Regions from separate parts of the Homo sapiens genome. Here regions 1, 2 and 3 are each linked to region 4. A link is a contact called in ENCODE Hi-C or POLR2A ChIA-PET data. All regions are on one chromosome and are shown on one strand. The core of a region is the stretch at or near the end of the contact, and the rest is flanking DNA. Distances in the headings are between cores, read along the strand shown.

The links. Hi-C counts contacts between places; a loop is a spot of excess contacts on that map. ChIA-PET counts read pairs that join two places held with the same protein, here RNA polymerase II (POLR2A). Pooled maps may share reads with other maps.
Region 1: a pooled map shows a loop between it and region 4 (3-fold over the local background). The contact joins the promoter of USH1G here to the promoter of ARMC7 in region 4. A Hi-C loop is called at or near these places in 2 of 37 single-sample maps with no recorded cell type and 4 of 50 pooled maps. POLR2A ChIA-PET finds 5 or more read pairs at or near these places in 3 of 52 experiments (BJ, K562 and activated CD4-positive, alpha-beta T cell).
Region 2: a loop to region 4 is called in a pooled map, with 2.6 times the contacts of the local background. The contact joins the enhancer-like site here to the promoter of ARMC7 in region 4. A Hi-C loop is called at or near these places in 4 of 50 pooled maps. POLR2A ChIA-PET finds 5 or more read pairs at or near these places in 7 of 52 experiments (B cell, BJ, CD8-positive, alpha-beta T cell and 4 more).
Region 3: a loop to region 4 is called in a pooled map, with 2.1 times the contacts of the local background. The contact joins the enhancer-like site here to the promoter of ARMC7 in region 4. A Hi-C loop is called at or near these places in 1 of 168 maps with a recorded cell type or tissue (heart left ventricle) and 2 of 50 pooled maps. POLR2A ChIA-PET finds 5 or more read pairs at or near these places in 6 of 52 experiments (HEK293T, K562, Panc1 and 2 more).

What each region holds. Positions count from the first base shown.
Region 1 is chr17:74,921,382-74,924,641 of GRCh38, forward strand. It overlaps USH1G (USH1 protein network component sans), which reads right to left and starts at 1,874. Exons shown (of 3, transcript NM_173477.5): 1 at 1,529-1,874. The coding sequence starts at 1,692. It overlaps OTOP2 (otopetrin 2), which reads left to right and starts at 2,892. Exons shown (of 7, transcript NM_178160.3): 1 at 2,892-2,952; 2 at 3,219-3,260. The coding sequence starts at 3,252. RefSeq lists a silencer at 2,828-3,011.
Region 2 is chr17:75,321,943-75,325,505 of GRCh38, forward strand. All of the region lies in intron 4 of GRB2 (growth factor receptor bound protein 2), which reads right to left. Among named protein-coding and RNA genes, the nearest start is that of SLC25A19, 34 kb to the left of the region's middle. RefSeq lists an enhancer at 1,316-1,505. Within about 2 kb of position 1,760, at least 8 of the 41 ENCODE cell types and tissues checked have a DNase peak (open chromatin) inside an H3K27ac peak, as active enhancers do; they include OCI-LY7, where a contact is called at or near this core.
Region 3 is chr17:74,942,862-74,946,158 of GRCh38, forward strand. It overlaps OTOP3 (otopetrin 3), which reads left to right. Exons shown (of 7, transcript NM_001272005.2): 4 at 425-483; 5 at 745-863. Among named protein-coding and RNA genes, the nearest start is that of OTOP3, 8.6 kb to the left of the region's middle. RefSeq lists an enhancer at 567-1,766. Within about 2 kb of position 1,395, at least 3 of the 41 ENCODE cell types and tissues checked have a DNase peak (open chromatin) inside an H3K27ac peak, as active enhancers do.
Region 4 is chr17:75,108,224-75,111,373 of GRCh38, forward strand. ARMC7 (armadillo repeat containing 7) reads left to right here and starts at 1,746. Exons shown (of 3, transcript NM_024585.4): 1 at 1,746-2,156; 2 at 2,240-2,383. The coding sequence starts at 2,066. It also overlaps a transcript of SLC16A5 not described here. RefSeq lists a silencer at 1,737-1,816.

The DNA.
Region 1 (3,260 bases), core at 624-3,123, 190 kb before region 4:
GCAAGGCTGGCTCACTTGAGCCTGTCCAGGGACCCCCGACAGCCCCCACAAGCACCCTTCACACCAGACGGGTGTCCCCCAGGGCAAGCTCCCAAGACTCCTCCGGAGCTCTCCCTCCCTTGGGGGCCCAGCACAGCACCCCTGCCCTGCACTAATGAGGCCACAAGGCCAACCCCCAGGGCTGGGGGAAGAATCACTCCCTTGTCTCAACAGCTCCCCACACACCCCTTCCTGGGCCTCCCCTCCTGGCCGCCAAGTCCTGCAGGCCAGTGTGGGAAGGACCTGCCAGCACCCAACCCACAACCCATCAAACACCAATCCTGGTCTCTGGAGGAGTTGGGGCTTGGTGTACCCAAGGGGAGCCCTCTTCCCCTCCTCTCATGAGCCTCTCTGAAGGGATGGCAGGGACAGTGTCACTGTGTGCCCTCCTGGGGTGGGGAAGGGCCAGCCAGCCTTGGCCTCACGGGACATGGTTCAGCTGCCCAGGCTTCAAGGCTGCTCCCACCTGATGCTGGGCCCAAGGAGCAGCCCAAGGAGAGGGCAAGAAGGAGGGGTCTCCAGCACCTACTACATGTTCAGGCACTGGCCAGTACCTGGTACCGGGGCCAGCTAAGCCCCTGGCCCTCTCTCCCATGACCTGAGACTTCATATCAACCTTCCTGGGGTGTCCTGTCCAGGCTGCCCTGATGCCCAGACCAACCTGACTTCTCTTTATAAAGCCACTGGGGCTGAGGGAGTTGGTCACAGTCATTTGACTTTAGCCCCAAGGAACCCATATCAGTGGCTCTGGTCCTGGAGGTGGCTCAACTGCCACCTCCAGGCCCCTTCCCTGGCACTGACACCTGCACTGTATGCCCACCCCCCCACCCAGGACAACTCCAAAGGGAGGGGGAGGGAAGAGAAGCCCCTTCAGGGTGACCACATCACAGCCTCCACCATTGCTTAGCTGTGCCCGGCTGTGGGGGAGGGACTTGGAGAGAGTTAATGGAGTGGCTGAATCAGTGACATTTGGCGCCCTGGACAGTGTCCATAAATCCCCAAAATGAGCAGGTTGAGGGCAAGCGCTGTGTGACACCAGCCTGCCGGAGAACGTGGGTGCTGGCTGGCAGAGCCCTTTGGATCAAGGCTGGAGAGTGGGCAGTGGAGACCCCTCCCTTTCTAGCCCCCACTGCTGGCCCCTCGAGACTTCCTAACCTTCTCTCCGAGTCTCACTATCCCCTCACTCTTGCTTCCAGGGGGACCCCAGCCAGGGGATCTCTCCCACCTTCCCCTCACTCTGCAGCAACCCCCCATAATCAGGAACCCCCAAATCCCGGTTTCTCCCCTCCTAGCCCCAGATCCAGGTCACAAGTGTTAACAAGTGTCAGATGCCTCCGCTTGGGTCCCCTCAACATGTGTCTCTCCCACAAACGCCAGGGTCTAAGGGTCCGCCTGTCTGCAGGGGAAGGAGGCAGCTCAGAGGAGTGGTGGACGAGGAAGTTTGGGGTGGTCTCAGGGGCCTCAAGGGCACTGGGTGGGGCGTACTCACCCGCGGCTCACAATGAGACGCAGCGACTCGAGGTTGCCATGGTAGGCAGCCCAGAGAGTGGGGGTCATGCCATCCTCGTCGGGGGCATTCAGCTCCTTTCGGGTGGCCTCCTTGAGGAGCTCCAGGTAGCCATCCCGGGCTGCCCGGTGGTACTGGTCGTTCATGGCGCCCGAAGTGGACGGGGCGGGCGGGGGACACGGAGAAAGGCCCCCCGCAGGGGAGGGCGGCGGTATTAGGGCTGAGGCATGAGGTTGGAGGACGGGGCCGGGCAGGGGCCGGGGCCGCCAGCCCCCGCTGCCGCAGACGGAGGGTGCGGAGCGCCAGAGCCGCGACTACCAAGACATCTGAAACGCTCACCCGGGGGCGGGGGCGGAGGGGGCGGGGGACGAAATCTCCCGCTGTCCAGGGAGCCGCCCCCGGTCTTCCCCTGGGTCCTAAACACCCTGCATGCACCTCAATACACGAGGGTGACCCACGCAAGGCCCTGTCCTCCTCTTCAAAAGTGCCCACCCCGGGGCCGCGCACTGTGACGCCCAGTCCGGGGACAGTCAGAGATCTGTCCTCACTAGAGCCTGGGGCGCTGTGGCTCCGTATTTCTCCACCTGTCAGTGGAACGAACCGAGAGCTGGGGAGGGGTGCCGGAGGGCGGGGTGGGGGAGCCGTCCTGAGCCCCAGGACAGTGGACCTAAGAAGGGGCACCGTGACCGACCGCGGTTCGGTCAGCGAGTGGGACGGGCCAGGCCGCCGCCGCCTGAACGGAGTCCCTCGACCGCACTCCAGCAGGGGGCGCTGGAGGACTGGCAGCGGCTCCGCGTGCCGCGTGGAACTTCGCACCCAAGCCCCGGAGTCCAACGGAGCGCGGGCCGGCGGCGGGGGCGGGCAGGGCGGTGGGATAGAGGAAAGGGGAGCTTGGATCACTGCGAGGACCGTGGGGGAGAGGGGAACTGGGGTTGCCATCCCAGGCAGGAGCACAGGAGCACAGGATTCAGGGTGCGCCGCGGCTGGAGGGCGTCAGGGTGCCCGCAGGCTTTTTGGACGTCTCTTGAGCTTAGCTCTCGGGGCTCTGGGCGCCTGGAATGCTGCGCGCCAGGGCGCGGTGGGCACCAGGGGCGGGGTGCCCTCTAGGTGCCGCAGTGCGGGGCCGCGCCCGAGCCTGGCCGCACCGGGGTGACGGAGTGGGGTCGCCTCTCAAAGGGTAAATATGAATCTTGCCTTATCTGGCTCCAGCGGGCTCTTCCCTAAATTCACCTTGGAGAAAGATGGATCATGTGAGCGGGACTGAGAGCTTTATGGAGCCAAACTCCCGCAGCTGTAAATCACCCTGTCCTCCTGGGTATAAAGCGCCTGTCCATCTCGGCGTGGGAGAGAGGAGACGCTCGCCGTCCCCTGACCCCCAGCTCAGCGCCGGCTCCAAGCCCAGCCAGGTGGGTGCCCCGGGCCGGAGGGCAGTCGGACTTGGGGAGTGGGGACCTTGGAGGGGTCCAACCGGGTGCTGCCGCTTCTCCTTTCTTCCCATCCAGCGAGAGGGGCAGGTTCCGCATTTTCTCTTCCCCTTTCCCAGCGCTTCCTCCAGCACCCGAAGCCCCAACCCTGCGGGTCAGGAACTCCCTAGTCCCCAAGTCTAGGGATGAGATGGGGGAAGGAGAGCCGTCAGGGTTGACCTGGAGTTTTGTCCGCTCCTCCCCTACAGTGATCCCTCTAGCCTTCTCCAGTCGCCTCCGCCATGTCCGAG
Region 2 (3,563 bases), core at 510-3,009, 210 kb after region 4:
GACTGCAGAGCAACAAGTTTCCTCACTGGGTGTCCCTGGGACGGACCTCTCCCTATGAATGATGGGCACCAGGACAACATCCAGAAACCAGAGAGGGACAGGCCATCAGTCATTCTCATTCTGAAGATGTTTGTAAGATAAAGAGTCCAGGCCGGGTGCGGTGGCTCACACCTGTAATCCCAACACTTTGGAGGCCGTGGTGGGCAGATCACCTGAGGTCGGGAGTTCGAGACCAGCCTGGCCAACATGGAGAAATCCCATCTCTACTAAAAATACAAAAGTAGCTGGGCATGATGGTGCATGCCTGTAATCCCAGCTACTCGGGAGGCTGAGGCAGGAGAATCACTTGAACCTGGGAGGCCGAGGTTGTGGTGAGCTGAGATCGCGCCATTGCACTCCAACCTGGGTAACAAGAGTGAAACTCTGTCTCAAAAAAAAAAAAAAAAAGAGTCCATGTGCCCTGAACCCTACCAAATAAAAACAGCCGTACTTAAGACAAAGGAGTGTGACTTAACATCCTTTGAATAAAAAAATAATTAAAATCTTATATGCAGGAAGAAGGTGAGGAGGGCTGGAAATACTTTCAACAATTCTCTCGTAACTGGGAATAGTTCAAAGTAATGTTTTCCATTCAGGAATTTTAGCTCCACTCATGGGGAAAAGGTCTCTGAACAAAAGGACGTACTGGGACAATAAAAGAGGCCCAGACTTCAAAACCCAAAAGCTTCTCCATCACTAGATCACACCCTTTTATACTGGCAAGCAAAACCGGCAACAGCGTGGCTGGCTGGTACTAGCTCACAGGGTCTGTCACAGGATATTTGGCTAAAACACCAGCCTAGCGAGGGCGCTTCTGCCTGTCCTGTTCACCTGGCCGGGCACTCTCGGCATTCTCGGCCGGATGCGGTGGCTCATGCCTGTAATCCCAGCACTTTGGGAGGCCGAGGTGGGCGGATCATAAGGTCAGGATATCGAGACCACCATGGCTAACACAGTGAAACCCCGTCTCTACTAAAAATACAAAAAATTAGCCAGGTGTGGTGGCAGATGCCTGTAGTCACAGCTACTCGGGAGGCTGAGGCAGGAGAATGGTGTGAACCCGGGAGGAGGAGCTTGCAGTGAGCCGAGATTGGGCCACTGTACTCCAGCCTGTGCGACAGAGTGACACTCCATCTCATTAAAAAAAAAAAAAAAAAAAAAGGCATTCTCTGAGAGTGCTTGTTCAATGAATGAATGAGTCCCTCCTCTCCTTCAGTCTTTCAGCTGATGGAAACCAAAGGCTTCAGAAAATCAATCCGGCAGGTGGCAGCACTGAGCCTCAAGGAAGCCACTCAGCACAAGATGCCTCGCATTTGGAAAAAATACTGCTTTACATGTTAAGACAAAATGTGGAAGGTGAGAAAGCTTCATTAGCAAGGGTATATTCCACGGCACTTCTGGCCCCACAGAGGCCCACTTCCACCCATGCAATGCAGGTGGTTTCTAAGAGCCCAGGGCCCCAATAATGAGCAGTGTTTCAAATCACAGGCTCAAAACATCCTAAAACTAAGAAACATCTGACAACTGTTGATTCTTGAACCTTTTTTGCAGAGGTGTGTGTGTTGTTAAAGAGAGTCATGACACCTGCTTTGCTTCTAAAACAATAAATGCATTAAATCCTTAAAAGATTCTACTTGAGAAAATGGAAGTTTGAGAGTTTCTGCTGAGCAAACAGGCAGCGTCCAGCCGAGCACGTGGCTGCCCCCGTGGTTTTGGCCACCACCCAGTGATTTACTGCTTGTTCCCCTCATCTTATAAGGTTTCAGTTACACTTGGGTCAGTATAAAACTAAAGAAAGACAGGTGTCACACATGTTTTTCTTTTCTTTTTTTTTTTTTTTTAAAGATGGATGGAGTCTTGCTCTTTCACCCAGGCTGGAATGCAATGGCTCAGTCTCGGCTCACTGCAACCTCTGCCTCCTAGGTTCAAGTGATTCTCCTGCTTCAGCCTCCGGAGTAGCTGGGAATACAGGCATGTGCCACCACGCCTGGCTAATTTTTGTATTTTTTTAGTAGGGACAGTGTTTCACCATATTGGTCAGGCTGGTCTCAAACTCCTGACCTCATGATCGGCCCGCCTCAGCCTCCTAAAGGGCTGGGATTACAGGCATGAGCCACCATGCCGGGCCACAACTATAAATTTAAAATCTACGTTTCAAAAAAAAAATCTACATTTTAATCACACATTAAGTGGTTCTAAAACCAAATAAGATATTCAGTTTGTTTGTTTGTTTTGGGAGACACAGTCTTACTCTGTCACTCAGGCTGGAGTGTAGTGGCACGATCTTGGCTCATCTGCCTCTCGGGTTCAAGTGATTCTTCTCTCTCAGCCTCCTGAGTAGCTGGGATTACAGGCACACGCCACCACGCCGAGGCCATTTTTGTATTTTTTTTTTTTTTTTTTTTTTTAGTAGAGACAGGGTTTTACCATGTTCGCCAGGCTGGTCTCGAACTTCTGACCTCAGGTGATCTGCCTGCCTCGGCCTCCCAAAGTGCTGGGATTACAGGTGTGAGCCACCGCACCCAGTTTTTTTTTTTTTTTTTTTTTTTTTTTTGGAGACAGAGTTTTGCTCTTCGCCCAGGCTAAAGTGCAATGGCGCCATCTCGCCTCACTACAACCTCCGCCTCCTGGATTCAAATGATTCTCTGGCCTCAGCCTCCCAAGTAGCTGGGACTACAGGTGTGTGCCACTATGCCTGGGTTATTTTCTATTTTTAGCAGAAACAGGGTTTCACCATGTTGGCCAGGCTGGTCAGTTCATTTTTGAAATGGAAAAGTCTCACGCTTTACATCAGTTATAAATGGGAAATGGTGGCTGGAAGCAGTGGCTCCAGCCTGTAATCCCAGCACTTTGGGAGGTCGAGGTGGGTGGATCACCTGAGGTCAGGAGTTCAAGACCAGCCTGGCCAATATGGCAAAACCCCATCTCTACTAAAAATACAAAAATAAGCCGGGCGTGGTGTCAGGCACCTGTAATCCCAGGTACTCGGAGGGTGGGGCAGGGAGAACTGCTTGAACCTGGGAGGTGGAGGTTGCAGTGAGCTGAGGCATGCCATTGGACTCCAGCCTGGGGGACAGAGCGAGACTCTGTCTCAAAAATAAGTAAATAAAATAAAAGGAAAATGGTTTTCTATCCCCCATTCAAAAACAAAACAATCTTAATGTAATCTAAACTAAGTAGTGATCTGAGTGTTGAATCTAATTACTTCTTTATATATAACTGATGAAGTGATCTGCCGGACTCCTGGGGAGGGTCCTATGATAATACATTAACTAGAAAATAACTGAAAGTAAAAAACATGGAAATAACAATTTAATTCAAAATCCCGACTTCACAGCTGAGGTGTGAATTGTTTAGAATCTTCAAGTGCTGGTTTCTATTCTCCACACTCTCCATGGCGGCAGAACTTCCTGTCTTCTCCATTCCCTGCTTACCCGCTCCCTTTCACACCTGAACTTTCCACCGGGGAAATGCAAGCCCCACATCCCCTGCAGCAGCCTTCTTAAGTGACTGTGAGGGCCTAG
Region 3 (3,297 bases), core at 145-2,644, 170 kb before region 4:
GTGAACCCGAAAGGCAGATCTTGCAGTGAGCCGAGATTGCGCCACTGCACTCCAGCCTGGGCGACAGAGCGAGACTCCAAAAAACAAAAAAGAAAAGAATACAATCTCCAGCTTCCTCTTAGGTTTCTCTTGTCACCAGGCATTGTGTTGGGTGCTTCGTTCCCGCAGTCTTATTTCCCCCAACAAGAAAGCACTTCCCCAAAGGGTGGGCTTTTTGGTCCCTTTTCCCAGCTGAGGCAACTAAGGCTCAGAGATGGTTTGCCACTGATTCAATACCACACAGCAAGAAGCAGTAGAGCCAAGATTCCGACCCAGTCTTTCTCCCTGTGTCTTTCACTGTAAATACACGCATGCGCCCCAGGAACTCACACTGTGGTCCCACCACCTCCACCAGCCCCTGGGCTCAAGGCCCTGTCTCTTTCAGACCTGGGTGCTCTGGAAACACTGCAAAGACTGTGTTCGGGTCCAGACCAACTTCACTAGGTAAGACTTCTCTCCCTCCCAAACCCTCTGGCCTCTCTGTCCTCCCCACCACTTCCCTGGTCAGGGTGGCCGCGGGGCTATAGGTTAGTCTGGGATGTGTCCTAGGTGGCCCCAGGGCTGCCTCTTGTGTCCTAGTGCCAGTGTGACACTAGGGAGTGAGTGGTTGGGAGTGAGTGGTTGCCCCAACAACAGTGGATGGTGAGGGTTTGGCACCTGGGGAGCCGGCCAGGGTGTGTGAGAAGAGTGTGGCATTTCCCCCAGGTGTGGCCTGATGCTGACCCTGGCCACAAACCTGCTGCTGTGGGTTCTGGCCGTTACCAATGACTCCATGCACCGAGAGATCGAAGCTGAGCTTGGCATCCTCATGGAAAAATCCACAGGTATGGAAAGGAGACCAGGTCTTCCTTGCCCTGAAACACACACACACACACACACACACACACACACACATAAACGCTACACTCTCTAAAACAGGTGAGGCTCAGTAGGTCTATAGAGTTGGGAGCAAACTCTAGAGGCCAGATTAGGAATCAACAGAAAACTGAAGTTTGCCAGTGGTCCCCATCCCACCCCATCAGGTGCTGACGCCCTGCACCCAACTCCAGGTGTCCAGCTAGCCATCAGCAAGCCAGCCACTGATCCTGGCTGAGAGAGCCACTAAGTCCTTCAGGTATGCACCCCGCCCGTGGCATTTGCATTTTACTTGCAAGCAACTCAACAGCCTCCCGGCTGAAAGGAATATCTTCCTAACACAATTTTAGGTGCCTGGCCTCATCAATCAGGTGGGACGGAAGATATCTGGACAGAAAAAAACTCCCAAGATTGTCCCATATGCCTCACCTCCTATCCTAGAGGCTGCATCCCATACCCTACATGGGAACACTGCTCTGTGGGATTGAGCCACACCTGTATGTACATGCCCCACCCCGCCCCGGGTGGCATCACCATCACGCCCTGCAGCCCAGCCCTCCCAGCACATCCACACATTCACATACCCGCTGCATCAGTCACGACACGCCTGTGTACTGTGAGCATTCTATATACTCTGCTTGCATTTCTCAGAAAAGCTGTGCAAAGAGAGAATTTTTGCCAAGTGACATCATGGATTTTGAAATTATAAAATAATTCAGGGCTGGGCACAGTGGCTCACGCCTATAATCCCAGCGCTTTGGGAGGCCGAGGCAGGCAGATCACCTGAGGTCAGGAGTTTGAAACCAGCCTAGCGAACATGGCGAAACCCCGTCTCTACTAAAAATACAAAAATTACCCAGGCATGGTTGTGGGTGCCTGTAATCCCAGCTACTCAGGAGGCTGAGGCATGAGAATCGCTTGAACCCGGGAGGCGGAGGTTGCGGTAAGCCGAGATCGCACCATTGCACTCCAGCCTGTGTGACAAGAGTGAAACTGTCATAAAACAAAATAAAATAAGATTCAAGCATTACAAATGAGTAGAAGAACAAGACATACCCATCATCTAGGCATAATAATTATTAATATTTGGCCATATTTATTTATTTTTAATTTTTGCTGAAGTACTTAAATTACAGAAATCATGACATTATATCTCAAAATATTTCAGCATGCATCTTTTTTTCTTCTTTCTTTCTTTTTTTTTCTTTTTGAGACAGGGTGTCGCTCTGTCACCCAGGCTGGAGTGCAGTGGTGAAATCATAGCTCACTACAGTTTCAAACTTCTGGGCTCAAGCGATCCTCCCACCTCAGCCTCCTGAGTAGCTGGGACTACAGGCACATGCCAGCACACCCAGCTAATTTTTAAAATTTTTGTAAAGATGGAGTCTCACAAAAAAATTTCTGAGCCCAGACTCATCTCAAACTACTGGGTTCAAGTGATCCTCCCTCCTCAGCTTCCCAAAGTGCTGGGATTATAGGCATGAGCCACCATGCCGGACCCAGTGTACATCTCTTTAGAAAGAGATGTATTCCCCCACATGACCACAATGCTATTACAATTGTTAACAAAATCCTTTAGCTTCATTCTGTCCTCTAAATCAATCTATATCCCACTTTCTCCAGTTAGCCCCAGAAATGTCTTTTACAGACGGTTTGTTCAAACATGCAATGCATTTGGTTAAGTCTAAATTGGTGTTTTCCCACTGACCTTGAGACTTGTCAGGTTGCTTCCTCCTGGCAGTGTTTAACTCACATCCCTCTCCCCTACTTTTCCTTGGAACGGGAAGTATAGACAAAATCTTGATTAGATTCAGGTTAGATATTTTCGGCCCCAGCTTCTTCCAGGTGATGCTGTGTGCTCTGAGGGACAGGGATGGCAAGGTACTAATGACTGATGACCTGACCCTGAGTGCTGCTAAGGCCGATGGCTGGGTTCCGCTGTCACAGCCACGGGTTTTCCCTTGAGCCCAGGAAGTAATCTGTGGAGGTGACATTTGACACCAGAGACATCATGTGAGGGTTCTTGGGGTTTCGGTTTTTGGTTTATTTGAGACACACTCTCACTCTGTCACCCAAAGTGGAATACAGTCATGGGAACACGGCTCACTGCAGCCTCAACCTTCCAGGCTCAAGTGATCCTCCCACCTCAGCCTCCCAAATAGCTGGGACTACAGATGTGTGCCATCCGGCTAATGTTTTTTGTTAGTTTTTGTTTTTTGTTTTTTGTGGTTTTTTTTTTTGAGATGGAGTTTTGCTCTGTCGCCCAGGCTGGAGTGCAATGGCACAATCTTGGCTCACTGCAACCTCTGCCTCCCGGTCTCAAGCCATTCTTCTGCCTCAGCCTCCCGAGTAGCTGGGATTACAGGCACGTGCCACCATGCCCAGCTAATTTTTGTATTTTTA
Region 4 (3,150 bases), core at 496-2,995:
AGGGATGGAGCTTACTTCCATCCTCCCTGTTTCTGGGCTCCTATTTGCTGCTCTGTCCAGCAAGAGGCAGAGAAACCCCTTGGGCACCTAGGGGTAAGATGCACTTCCCAGGCTGCAGAGGCTCCCAAGAGAAGCCAAAGGGCTTTGGTGAGGGTCCTGGGGCCTAGGTACCCAGACTAAGTTAGAAACTCCTGCCTCAGAGGGTGTACATAGGGCAGGGGCTGACCACAAGGACCTGAAACCTCAGAGGTGAGGCCTGCTTCCAATGGGGCTGCAGCTGGCTGGAGTGTGACGGCCACTCTGCCTTCATCCGGGCCCAGGGCTTAAGATAATGGTCCTTGCCTTTGTCAGCCTAAATAACAGAGAGGCTCTCTCAAAGAAAATGATATCTATTTGGGCATAGGGCATTGCAATGGTAGTATCCATGCCATAGTAAACTATATGGGTATTCAGGGAGGTAAAGGAAGACAGGCTTTAAGGGAAAAAATAGGATTACATAATTGTTTTGAAATATTTATCCTTAGGTAGAAGGATTAATAACAAGGGTGACCGCTCAAGGTTGGACAAGCGGTTGCTGGGCAGATGGCCATTCAAAAGTATGTTTTGTGCAAGGTTGTGACGCCCTTTGTGCAAGGTTGTGGTTTTTGCAGAGTCTTTGTGATAGTTTTCATTATCAGGTATTTATGCACGAGAACCCTCTTGTCATGGGTTTCTTGGGCTGTGTCCGGGTTTTTTTGTTCTGTTTTTTAACACAAGTGACTCCATTTAGATTAACAACTTTTGCACTCTCAGGACACTCACAGCCTAAGCCACCTCTACCCCTACGTTGTCAAATGCGATGGGAGTGTGGCTAGACCACCTCCTTCCCTGGTGCTTTGTTTCCTGTAACCACGAGCAATCTATCACACACCCGCTTCCTGATAATCTCCGAGAAGGAATCGGCCGAAGGGCTTCAGCATCCAGAAAGCCCCGAAAGCGCCACAATCAAGGCTCCTCCTCGGGCTCCCCCGTGCTGCCCCGGGCGCGCGCCATCCACCCGGCTGACAAAAAGCACCAGGACATGACCCAGTACCCTTTGATTTCTGTCCAGAGGTGGCGGACCCACCTCGGGGCTGGGATGGAGGGCGGGTCGGGGTCGCTAGGCTTTTTGCAAAAGGGGCAAAGGACTGATGGGGGGCGTAAGGAGCTGACGCCCGCGCTCCAAAGGGGCGTCCTGGTCAAGGAGGATGGGCCGCGCCCCCGCCAGCCGTGGGGACCCTGGAGGTGCTTCTGCCTCGACGTCCTCCAACATGGGTGCTGCCAGACTCTGCTGCGCTCCTGAGTTGCTCCTGGCGGAATTCCAGCCACCCGACATGGGTGTCTCATTTTCGGCTTCTGGGCCATGTCGGGACGGCGGAGGACCCCGGGGGACCGGCGGGAGAGTGGGAAAGGTGGGGCGGGAAAGCCGAGCGAGGCCCTCACTCGCCCATCTGTTGGCGGGGGCGGCAAGTGGGTTTCTTTCTTGCGTTCAGATTTTGCAGTAATTTGCATCTGGACATGGGATACGGGAGGCCAGGCTGCTCCTCGCAGTACACCCACCCACGCCTGCACCTGCCTCAGCGAAGCCGCTCGCCGCTGGTTCCAGCACAGGCTAAAGAGCTTCGGCATCCAGAAAACCAGAAGCGCGCCGCGCACGCGCGCCAAGGAGTTCGGCGACGGCCCCGCCCCTTCGGGGGTAGGGACAGCGCGGCTTCCGCCGGGAGCCCGGAACCGAGCCCAGGAGCCGGGGACGGTGCGCCAGTGCCCCCTCCGCGAGCCCCAACCAGTAGACGGTTCCCTGTCTCCCGCGCCCCAATTTCGATTTTCAAACGCAACTCCTACAGGATTCTGAGACCCCGTCCCATCTCCCATATCCCATTTCCAGCTGCAAATTACTGCAGAATCTGAACCCAGGAAAGAAACCCATTTGCCGACCCCCTCTTCCCTCTCCAGACAGGTGGAGAGCGGGTGAGGGTCTCGCTCGGCTTTCCCCCTGCACCTTTCCCACCCTCCCGCCCGTCCCTGGGGGTCCTCCGTCACCGCGGCCATGGCCCAGAAGCCGAAGGTGGACCCCCACGTCGGGCGGCTGGGATACCTGCAGGCGCTGGTCACGGAATTCCAGGAGACCCAAAGCCAAGGTGAGAGCCACGGTGGGATCAGGTGGCAGGGTCCGCTGTGACCGCCGCCCGGACCTGGCTTCAGTGCCGCTTTCCCGTTGCAGACGCCAAGGAGCAAGTCCTCGCCAACCTCGCCAACTTCGCTTATGACCCCAGCAACTACGAGTATCTGCGGCAGCTGCAGGTCCTGGATTTATTTCTCGATTCGCTGTCGGAGGAGAATGAGACCCTGGTGGAGTTTGCTATTGGTAAGGGCGGGGCCCGTTCCCTAGATGCCTAAATGGGCCAGGGTGAGATAAGTGAATTAGAAGTGAGTCCTTGGGGCCGGGCGTGGTGGCTCACACCTGTAATCCCAGCAGTTTGGGAAGCTAAGGCGGGCGGATCACCTGAGGTCATGAGTTCGAGACCAGCCTGGCCCACATGGCGAAACCCCGTCTCGTACAAAAATTAGCTAGACGTGGTGGAGAGTGCCTGTAATCCCAGCTACTAGTGAGCCTGAGGCAGGAGAAGCTTGAACCCAGGAGGCAAATGTTGCAGTGAGCTGAGATCGTGCCACTGCACCACAGCCTCGGGGACAAGAGTGAGACCCCGTCTCAAAAAAAAAAAAAAAAAAAAAAAAGCCGCACACAGTGGTGTGCACCTGTAGGCCCAGCTACTCTGGAGACTGAAGCAGGAGGTATTGCTTGAGTCTGGGAGGCAGAGGCCGAAGTGAGCTGAGATTGTGCTACTGCACTCCAGCCTGGGCGACAGAGTGAGACCATGTCTCAAAAAAATATGTTTTAAAAAGAGCAGTTTTGTAGCCGGGCGCGGTGGCACACACCTGTAATACCAGCACCAGCACTTTGGGAGGCTGAGGTGGGCGGATCACCTGAGGTCAGGAGTTCAAGATCAGCCTGGCCAACATGGTGAAACCCCATCTCTAACTAAAAATACAAAAATTAGCCGGGCATGGTGGTGGGCGCCTGTAATCCCAGCTACTTGGGAGGCTGAGGCAGGAGAATCGCTTGAACCCGGT